2 separate regions of the Homo sapiens genome follow, and region 1 is linked to region 2. A link is a contact called in ENCODE Hi-C or POLR2A ChIA-PET data. All regions are on one chromosome and are shown on one strand. The core of a region is the stretch at or near the end of the contact, and the rest is flanking DNA. Distances in the headings are between cores, read along the strand shown.

Region 1 (4,800 bases), core at 217-2,716, 2.3 Mb after region 2:
ACTCTGAGGAATCATATAAAATCTTAATCAAAAGTTTGCTAAGACATTTAATAGTCTTATTTACCTGATAAATCATATTCAGATCTTAAGGTAGCTTTACCAACAAGGGGAAACTTAGGTAACAAATTGTTTTTTTTTTTTAAAAAAGCACAAATTATTCCCACAGCCTCAAAAATCAATTTCTATGGTGCTTTTCTATCACCCTTCTAACAGATTCCTCTTAATTCTAGCAAGCCTCGTATGTTCGCATCATTCAATGCTTTCCGAATCCAATACCCAGAGCCCCACAGACCAGCTACGTATGCTGTTTAAACCCTAGAACTGTCTTGTTCCCGCAATTCAATCAACCCTCACTGAACACCTTTAAGAGGTGGAAACTTAAGGGAAAGAAAACTGTAGCCAACACACGCTGTGGTTCTAAGTATTAGAACGCCTCAAAACAAAGGAAATAACGGCGCCGTAAATGGTTGCCCGCCAATTTCTCCTTCACAATCCCGTGGAAATGCGATGTCCACAAAATCATCTTAACGACTTTGTGGTCTGTCCTAATAGAATACTGATACAGATTTTTGCCTGGGAAGCCCTTTCGGCATCAGAGAAAAGCGCTTCATTTAGGCCAAACACAAAGCCCTCACGCAATCCCCTCCACCTAACGGGCCCAGAACTTAGTCGGCCTTGGATTAGTTTCCATCTTAAGAGGCCCCAAAGACATCCCAGACTCCGTCCTTTCCGTGGAGGCAAAGACGGTCCTTCGTTAACCTAAACACCGGCCCAAAGACCCAAAAGAACGTCGTCTGTCCCCTTGCACCCCACCACGCGGCCTTACGAAGCGCGGCCCGCTGCGGGTCGGGTCCGCGTTGCCGCGCGGCTTCTCCGCCATTTTGTGCCTCTGGCAGCTCGCCCAGCCCGCCAGCCCAAGATGGCTGCGGCGGACCTTCGCAGGAGAGCAACGCCGAAATAAGATATCGCTCCCCTCCCCCAACACCGCGGGGACGCAGCGGCCATTTTCATCTTCCCCCTCTTATAACGGGAAAAACGGCCGTCTCGGGCAGAAGCCACATAAACCCGCCGGGGGCCTCCCTCCTTCACGACCAAAGGCACTAAGGCACTATCCACAAAGGCTTTTTTTGGTTAAATGCTGTCTCCCTTGCCTGCCCTCCCGGCTTCAGACTTCGGAGCCTAAAACGCCCCTGCCTCCTGGCCCGAGGCCGACGGGCCTAGAAAAAGATGCAAGGAGCTAGGACCACACAGCCACCCCCTACCGCAGCTCTACGTACCCGCTCGCCGTAGTTCTGCTCGCCGCTGTCGCTCATGACTCCTGGCTGCTGTCGCCGGTCGATGTGCTTCAATCGAAGCTGCCAACCTCTTGCACCTTCCTTAAGGAGGCTCCGCCGCAGCCCCGCACGACGCGCCGGTCGCCCAGCCGCTCAGAGCCGAAATGCTCCGCACCGCCTCCGCACGGGCTCTAACTCTACCGGATGTGACGCGGCGCTCCTTAGCCAGGCTCCTCCCCTCCCAGAAACGCGCGCTTTCTTGGCCTCGCCCCTCCTCGCTCTGCCTTTCCTCTCCAGCTGCAGCGCGTCCCGCACAGGAAGTGACGTGACCCCGCCCCTCGCAGGGCCCCACCCCCATTCACGAGCCTCTATGAGGCGGGAAAGCTAGCGTGTCGTTTGGCTGCTGTAGTGGGCGCCACGGAGCCACAGTGATGTCACCAGCCACTTCTGAATCCCTTCTAGAACTTTCCAGGGAACCTGCCGAGTGTGCAGGGAGGAAGGAGATGCTGTTTCCCCCAATCTCAATTCCTTTCTCCGCCTTATTAGTTTCTTGTTTTGTGTCTTTCCTTTGTTAGAGAAGTGAATGTTCGTACATTGGGTTCTTACTTAATTTTGTCTTACTTGTAGATATTTCCTTCCTGAATACGTCTTCATTTAAAAAAGGTCAGATCGGGCTGGGCGCGCTGGCTCACGCTGTAATCCTAGCACTTTGGGAGGCCGAGACGGGTGGATCACGAGGTCAGGAGATCGAAACCATTCTGGCTAACCCAGTGAAACTCCGTCTCTACTAAAAATACAAAAAAATTAGCCAGGCGCGGTGGCGGGCGCCTGTAGTCCCAGCTACTTGGGAGGCTGAGGCAGGAGAATGGCGTGAACCCAGGAGGCGGAGCTTGCAGTGAGCCGAGATCGCGCCACTGCACTCCAGCCTGGGCAATAGAGCGAGATTCCGTCTCAAAAAAAAAAAAAAAAAAAAAAAAAGGTCAGATCGGCTGGGTGCGGTGGCTCACGCCTGTAATCCCAGCACTTTGAGAGGCCGAGGCAGGCGGATCACATGGTCAGGAGTTCGAGACCAGCCTGGCCAACATGGTGAAACCCAGTCTTTACTAAAAATACAAAAAAATTAGCCGGGAGTGGTGATGCATGCCTGTAATCCCAGCCACTCGGGAGGCTGAGGCAGGAGAATCGCTTGAACCCGGGAGGCGGAGGTTGCAGTGAGCCGAGATCGGACCGCTGCACTCCAGCCTGGGCGACAGAGCGAGACTCTGTCTAAAAAATAAATAAATAAAAATAAAAAAGGTCGGACCTTAATACACAGGAATCAGACACAATCTCTATTCTAAAGTTACAAAGTAATGTGCTAGAACCGTTAAACACAATTAGAAAAAATGATTGTAAGTGCCAGAGGCATGTATAACTACAGGGGTGTCACAAGGAGGGAAGATTAATTCTGCCATTTCGTAAGAGAATATAGTTGGATTATAGTGAGAAGAGCCCAAGACCAAGTCGGATACTTTCTTTCTTCTTTTTTTTGAGACGGAGTCTTGCTTTGTCGCTCAGACTGGAGTGCAACGGCGCGATCTCGGCTCACTGCAACGTCTGCCTCCCGGGTTCAAGTGATTCTCCGCCTCAGCCTCCGTAGCAGCTGGAATTACAGGCGCCTGCCAACACGCCAGGCTAATTTTTTGTATTTTTTATAGAGACGGAGTTTTGGCATATTGGCCAGGCTGGTCTCCTGGGCTCAAGCGATCCTCCCACCTCGGCCTCCCAAAGTGTTGGGATTACAGGCGTGAGCCACTTCCCCCAACCCCCAAGTCGGATACTTAATTCCTCTACACTTCAGTCTCCCCATCCATTGAAAAGGTGGTACCTGGCTGATGAGGCACTTTGATACTGGTAAAGGGTCATTTGATTTTTTTTTTTTTTTTTTGAGACAGGGTCTCTCTGGCTCTGTCGTGCAGGCTGGAGTGCGGTGGCTCATTGCACCTCCCAGTCTCAAGTGTTCCTCCTGCCTCAGCCCCATATCCCCAACTCCTGATTTTTTTTAACAGCTTTATTGAGATACGACTCACCTACTATGCAGTTCCCTTATTTAAAGTGTACAGTTCAAATGGCTTTTATTCACAGAATTGTGCAACCATCACCACAATTTTAGAGTAGTCTCATCACATTAAGAAAAGAAACACTCATTAATAGTCATTTTGCATCCCTCCTCCTCTCCACTCCTCACAACCCTCCCAGTCCTAGGCAATCACAAATCTTTCTTTCTCAATAGATTAACCTATTCAGGACATTTTATATGAATGGAATCATATGGTATGTATCTTTTGTAACTGGCTTCCTTGGCGTACGTTTTCACGGTTCATCCATGTTGTAGCATGTACTACTATTTCATTCTTTTTCATTGTCAAGTTATATTCAGTTGTATGGATATATGACATTTTATTTATCCATTCATCATTTAATAGACATTTGGATAGTTTCCATTTTTTAACTTATGAATAATCCTGCTGTGAACATTCATGTACAAATTTTTGTACGAGCACATGTTTTTATCTCTCTTAGGTATACACCTAGGAATGGAATTGCTGGATTGTATAGTAACCCTACGGTTAATTTGGGGGGAAACTGCCAAACAGTTTTCCACAGTGGCTGCATTCATTTTACATTTCACACTGCCACCAGCAGTGTATGTGGCTTCCAATTTCTCCACATCCTCACCAATACTTGTTATATTGTATTAAAAAAAATTGACCAGGCGTGGTGGCTTATGCCTGTAATCCCAGCACTTTGGGAGGCTGAGGTGGGCGGATCACCTGAGGTCAGGAGTTTGAGACCAGCCTCAACATGGCGAAACCCCGTCTCTACTAAAAATACAAAGTTAGCCGGGCGTGGTGGTACATGCCTGTAATCCCAGTTACTCGGGAGGCTGAGGCAGGAGAATTGCTTGAACCTGGTAGGCGGAGGTTGCGGTGAGCCAAGATCGTGCCATTGTACTCCAGCCTGGGCAACAAGAGCAAAAATCTGTCTCAAAAAAAATTATAACCACTCTAGTGGGTTTAAAGTGGTATCTCGATGTGGTTTTGGTTTGCATTTCCCTAGCGATAATGATAATGCTTTCATGCGTTTATTGGTGATTTGTAGATCTTTGGAGAAACGAATATTCTGATACTTTGCCCATTTTTAATTGGGTTATTTATCTTTTTATTATTGAGTTATAAGAGCTTGCAATTTGGCTCTTGTTTGGTAAAATAGTCATCCAGAACAGAATCAATATTTGAGGTACCTGAGATCCAGAGATTTGGTGATGACTCAAGTGTCAAGTGACTAAATAACTTCTGAATGAGCTGTCCCCTTTTTCTGAGAACACCTGTACTCCCAACACACACCTAAACCTGGACTCCTACTCAGATCTCTGGCCTTATCTTACTTTTTGGCTTAGATTAGATCTCTTGTTTATACATTCTTATGGCACCCCTTGACATTCATATTACTCACAACTATAATTAAAGAATAATAATTATATAAT
Region 2 (4,726 bases), core at 1,976-4,475:
GCAACAGTCCTCTGGGCAACTGTAGGTAGTCCACTGAGGCTGTGTTCCAGCTGTAGAGGTAGGCCCTAGGGTGCATCAAGAAGGACCTTGTATGTATTGTCAGACAGTTGGGACTTTATGAAGGTAGAGATGACCCACTAGGTGCTTCGTGGCCTCTCTCTCACGCCAAGACCCTCGCCCAGCTTAACGCCATGTACCTCTGCACATCCCCAGACATTCCTGCTCCCTGAGTCCCTTTAAAGTAAAAGTCACAAAGGCACACCTCAACCTGGCTTGAGCCAAAGCACATTCTTATTCTGTCGCTTACATCACCAGATTTTCCCACAAAGAATCCTGAGGTGTTAAGTCAAGATCTTCCTACGACCCTCAAATTCCTATGCAGGAGGACTATAAACTTCTGGCCTATAACACAATGAAGAAATATATGCATAAAAGTAAACAGGTGGAGAACAAGATAAAGTGTGACAACATCAGCAACATCCAAGTCAGCTGTGACTATTCAAAACTGGAAGGATCAAGTTCCAAAGTCCAGGCCGGGCGCAGTGGCTCACACCTGTAATCTCAGCACTTTGGGAGGCCAAGGCGGGCGGATCACCTGAGGTCAGGAGTTCAAGACCAGCCTGACCAATATGGTGAAACCCCGTCTCTATTAAAAATACAAAAACTAGCTGGGCGTGGTGGCAGGCACCTGTAGTCCCAGGTACTCAGGAGGCTGAGACACGAGAATTGCTTGAACCTGGGAGGTGGAAGTTGCAGTGAGCCGAGATCGTGCCACTGCACTCCAGCCTGGGCAACAGAGCAAGACTCCATCTCAAAAATAAAAATAAATTAAAAATAAATAAATAAGTAAATAAAAAGTTCCAGGTCGAGCGCAGTGGCTCAGGCCTGTAATCCCAGCCCTTTGGGAGGCTGAGATGGGCGGATCATGAGGTCAGGAGATCGAGACCATCCTGGCTAACACGGTGAAACCCCGTTTCTACTAAAAATACAAAAAATTAGCCGGGCGTGGTGGCGGGCGCCTGTGGTCCCAGCTGCTCGGGAGGCTGAGGCAGGAGAATGGTGTGAGCCCGGGAGGCGGAGCTTCAGTGAGCCAAGATTGCACCACTGCACTCCAGCCTGGGCGACAGAGTGAGACGTCACACACACACAAAAAAAGTTCCAAAGTCCAGAAATTGTCTTAAATCACAAGGAATAACAAAACTGAAGAAGGCTAATCCGTGAGCCTGGGGTGCTCATAAGGAGCTGCTAAGAGAAGACCACGTGAACCTATTCAGCAGCTACCTCCTGAGGAGCGGGAATTATTAAGCATACATCAACAAATATAAAAAATCAGTGTAAGAACAGCATTGTACTTCTCGACAGCAATACCAGAATCTAGGTGTTAATAAAGCAGTATCTTCGAAATCCCGAATAAATATAATTTATAATCTAGATTGTATGATTAGGCAACATCATCATTCAAAGGTAAAATAGAGTGATGATATTTTTAGACATGAAAAGTTCAAAAATATTTACTTCTCATGGACCTTTTCTTAGGAAGCTATTTAAGAGGAATGTGCTCTACCAAAATATGAGGCAATGCTCGAAATCACAGAAGAAAATGCTAGGATGCTGGAGAAGGGAAGACCCAAGACAGAGAAGCAAGCTTCCCAAACAGTCATTGGAACTGCGGACCAATGACTCTAAGAAAAAAGTACAGATACACACACACACACACACACACACACACACACACACACACATACACACACGATGGATTATCTGATGGGTTTGATTATATGGAGTTGTATTGAAAGCATTTTATCGTTTTAGAAAAACTAAGAGGACATTGTGATAGATCCATAATAAAATAAGCAAAGAAAGAGGATAATTATTAAAACTCCAAGGAAAACCAAAAGCCATACAAGATGGGAAATTGTATACGATTTGTCTCAACAATGAATAATAAATACATGGTCTCATTAGCGTAAACATTAATGATTTAACCAGATTATGAGAAGGATAGCTTCCTTAATAGGAAATAGTCATACATTATTTGGAAATATATAAATACCAGAAGAAATAGCTCAAATAATTGAATAAGAGATGGAAAAGAGGCCTAAAAAGTATGTTTAAAAGGCCTGTATATAGGCCTTCCATATTATTTCCGCCTCTGGTCATCAGAACACAACGCCTAATTTAATAGAGGCATGACGGTATTCATGACATGTAGAAGATAGAGATTTTTAAATTTGGTATCAGAAACCAAAAACTAGTTAAATGGTTGCAATCATCCTTTAAAAGAATACCTGCAGGCGGGGCGCAGTGGCTCATGCCTGTAATCCTAGCACTGTGGGAGGCCAAGGCAGGCGGATCACTTGAGGCCAGAAGTTCGAGACCAGCCTGGCTAACACAGCCTCTACTAAAAATACAAAACATTACCTGGGCGTGGTGGCGGGCACCTGTAGTCTCAGCTACTCGGGAGGCTAAGGCGGGAGAATCGCCTGAACCCGGGAGGCAGAGGTTGCAGTGGGCCGAGATTGCGCCACTGCACTCCACCCTGAGTGGCAGAGCGAAACTCTGTCTCAAAACGAAACAAAACAAAAAGCTTGCAGACACAAAACGACAACACAATGTCCTTTAGGAACTCCATCTACCTTGGAAAACAGGGATTTGTGACAGCTTTGGTCGACGTGCATGTGCGTTTAAAATAAAAAGGTAACCTAGGATTTGATACCAGGGACAGTAACAGCTTTATCAAAAAAAAAGAGGTGGTTTTCCTTGCTCCTTCTAAGGACTGGGGTTTTAGTCTCGTCCACCCTGCAGGCCCTCAGGCCTGATTTCCGATTGTCTATCAAAGGGTCAAATAAAAAGCTCTCTAAGCTTCGACCCAAGCTTTAAAGTCGAAGGGCTGATCGCGGGCTTTTTCCTTGGGACGTGGCAGGGGCCTTTGAGGGAAGGAAAGAAACGACTCTGGCTTCTCACTCGGCTCCTTACACAAGAGGCATTTTTTTAACTGTCTCTGCTTAAAACAAGGTGTTTTTGAGTCAGCAGCCCTTTGGGTGGGTCTCGTCCTCTTGGGCACCCGACACCCACCCCACGGCGGGAGCCCCAGGTGGCCCCGGAGGCCACCGGGAAGCGTGAACTACATCTCCCAGGGTTCCCCGGGGCGGAGGACGCCCACCCGGATTGGCCAGGGTTCGCTGACGCTCAGTGTTTTGGCCCGGACGGTCACATGTTTCCTTTGTTGTGAGCTGCGGCAGAGACTGGTGGCTGGAGGAGACGCCGGCGCTGGAGAGTGCGCTGCGCCGCCCGCCGCTGAGGGACCGCGGGGTTAGCCACTGCTGGCTGCTTCCAGTGTTCGCCGAGAGGTACCGGGGGTGACAGCTCCGGGACCGGCCGAAAGGCGAGGAACCGGTCAGAGTCTGAGTCCTCGGGGGCGGAGGGGCGACGGCGGTCCTGACCACCGGGGTGTCTGCGGGAGGGCAGCCAGCGGCGGCCGGCCTCTCAGAGCCAGACTGGCGGTCTGCGGAGAGGCTGCAGCTGGGCTACAGGGCCCCTTTCTGAGGCGAGGGGCCTCCAGGGTTCACCTGGGGGGTCTTCCTCCCCCGCTTGGTAGCTACAGCCCTGAGGGAGGGCGCGCGCGCCTCCTGGCACTACGGCCCGGAACCGCGGCGCGGCTGGTGCGGCCTGGCTAGGGCGGGGTGGTTGCCGGGACTGGGGGTAGCCGCAGGTGCGGTAGGCTAGTCGCCGCGGGGCCGGGCGCCGCCGGGGGAGGCGGCTGGGCAGACGGGTGCTGCTTGTTGCCGATGGGCTGCGAACGGGGCGCTGCTTTTTATTTCAGGAAGCCCGGGGGAGTGCGACCGCCTCAAATCCAGCCTTCTTGTTTGGTGGGACGACCGTCGGTTCTGTCCGGGAGGAATGACGGGGTCAAGGTGGGGTCCCCAGGGCCGCGGGCCCGTGAAGCCCCATTAAAGCGATTGCGAAATGCACTCGGCACTGTCACCTGACCGTTACCCCCGCCCCCGTCCCCTGCGAGCCTTTGTTTACCACGATCGCGACACCCGGCCCGCTGCGGCCGTCCCCGGGGAGCCGGGGCGGGCGGGGGAGCGGGCGTTCCGCCGGCGCAGTCCCCGCCTAACCTCCCCACCTTCTTACCACTCCAGGACTCAGTTTCTTAATTTAGTTCCTAATGGACCCGCCCTCAAGTTCTGGACACCCCGGGTGAAGACTGTTAACGCGGCGGGGATTGGGCGCCTGCGGCAGCTTGTGGGCGGTACCCGAGGGAGAGTTCGAGTTTTTATTGGCGAGTTTTTATTGTCACTAGGTGGGCCTGCCCTGGGCCATTCTTCCCGCCCCCTTGAAGGTGATCTGGAGGACGCGCGGGAGCGCGCGCTGTCGCTGCTTTTGCAGCTGCGGCCCGAGTGGAGCCGGGTGGCGCGGGTGCGGGAGGCGCGCGCTCCCGCCCCTGCTGCGGGCGGCTGGTAGCCTCGGTGGCCGCCGCCGCCGCTGCTGCTGCCTGATCCTGCAGGCAGTTCTGGGCACGCAGAGATCGGCTACCGTGGCCTGCCCTCCGAGGACCGGAAAATTAACACCCTTTAACTAGTGTCGCGTTATCTGCCGGGTGGTTCGCAGGAAGTCCTGCGAACACGTTGTTGCCAGTTCTGTAAACGTGTTTAGATAGCTAAATATAGATCACAGTGCCACATCTTAGGGGGCCCCACGGTCACCCCTGAGGCAGTGGCTG

The links. A loop is a pair of places that touch in the nucleus more often than their neighbours do. ChIA-PET counts read pairs that join two places held with the same protein, here RNA polymerase II (POLR2A). Pooled maps may share reads with other maps.
Region 1: a map of CD8-positive, alpha-beta T cell shows a loop between it and region 2 (8-fold over the local background). The contact joins the promoter of TRA2B here to the promoter of KLHL24 in region 2. A Hi-C loop is called at or near these places in 1 of 168 maps with a recorded cell type or tissue (CD8-positive, alpha-beta T cell), 1 of 37 single-sample maps with no recorded cell type and 11 of 50 pooled maps. POLR2A ChIA-PET finds 5 or more read pairs at or near these places in 2 of 52 experiments (T-cell and activated T-cell).

Annotation. Positions count from the first base shown.
Region 1 is chr3:185,936,548-185,941,347 of GRCh38, forward strand. It overlaps TRA2B (transformer 2 beta homolog), which reads right to left and starts at 1,467. Exons shown (of 9, transcript NM_004593.3): 1 at 1,278-1,467. The coding sequence starts at 1,313. RefSeq lists enhancers at 689-898, 801-1,528, 939-1,398.
Region 2 is chr3:183,632,398-183,637,123 of GRCh38, forward strand. It overlaps KLHL24 (kelch like family member 24), which reads left to right and starts at 3,226. Exons shown (of 8, transcript NM_017644.3): 1 at 3,226-3,396. LOC107986162 (a long non-coding RNA gene) reads right to left here and starts at 4,212. Exons shown (of 2, transcript XR_001741042.2): 1 at 4,138-4,212; 2 at 1,766-3,887. LOC105374248 (a long non-coding RNA gene) reads left to right here. Exons shown (of 3, transcript XR_924773.3): 3 at 316-588. RefSeq lists an enhancer at 3,072-3,131 and silencers at 3,552-3,661, 3,672-3,741, 3,932-4,251, 4,302-4,631.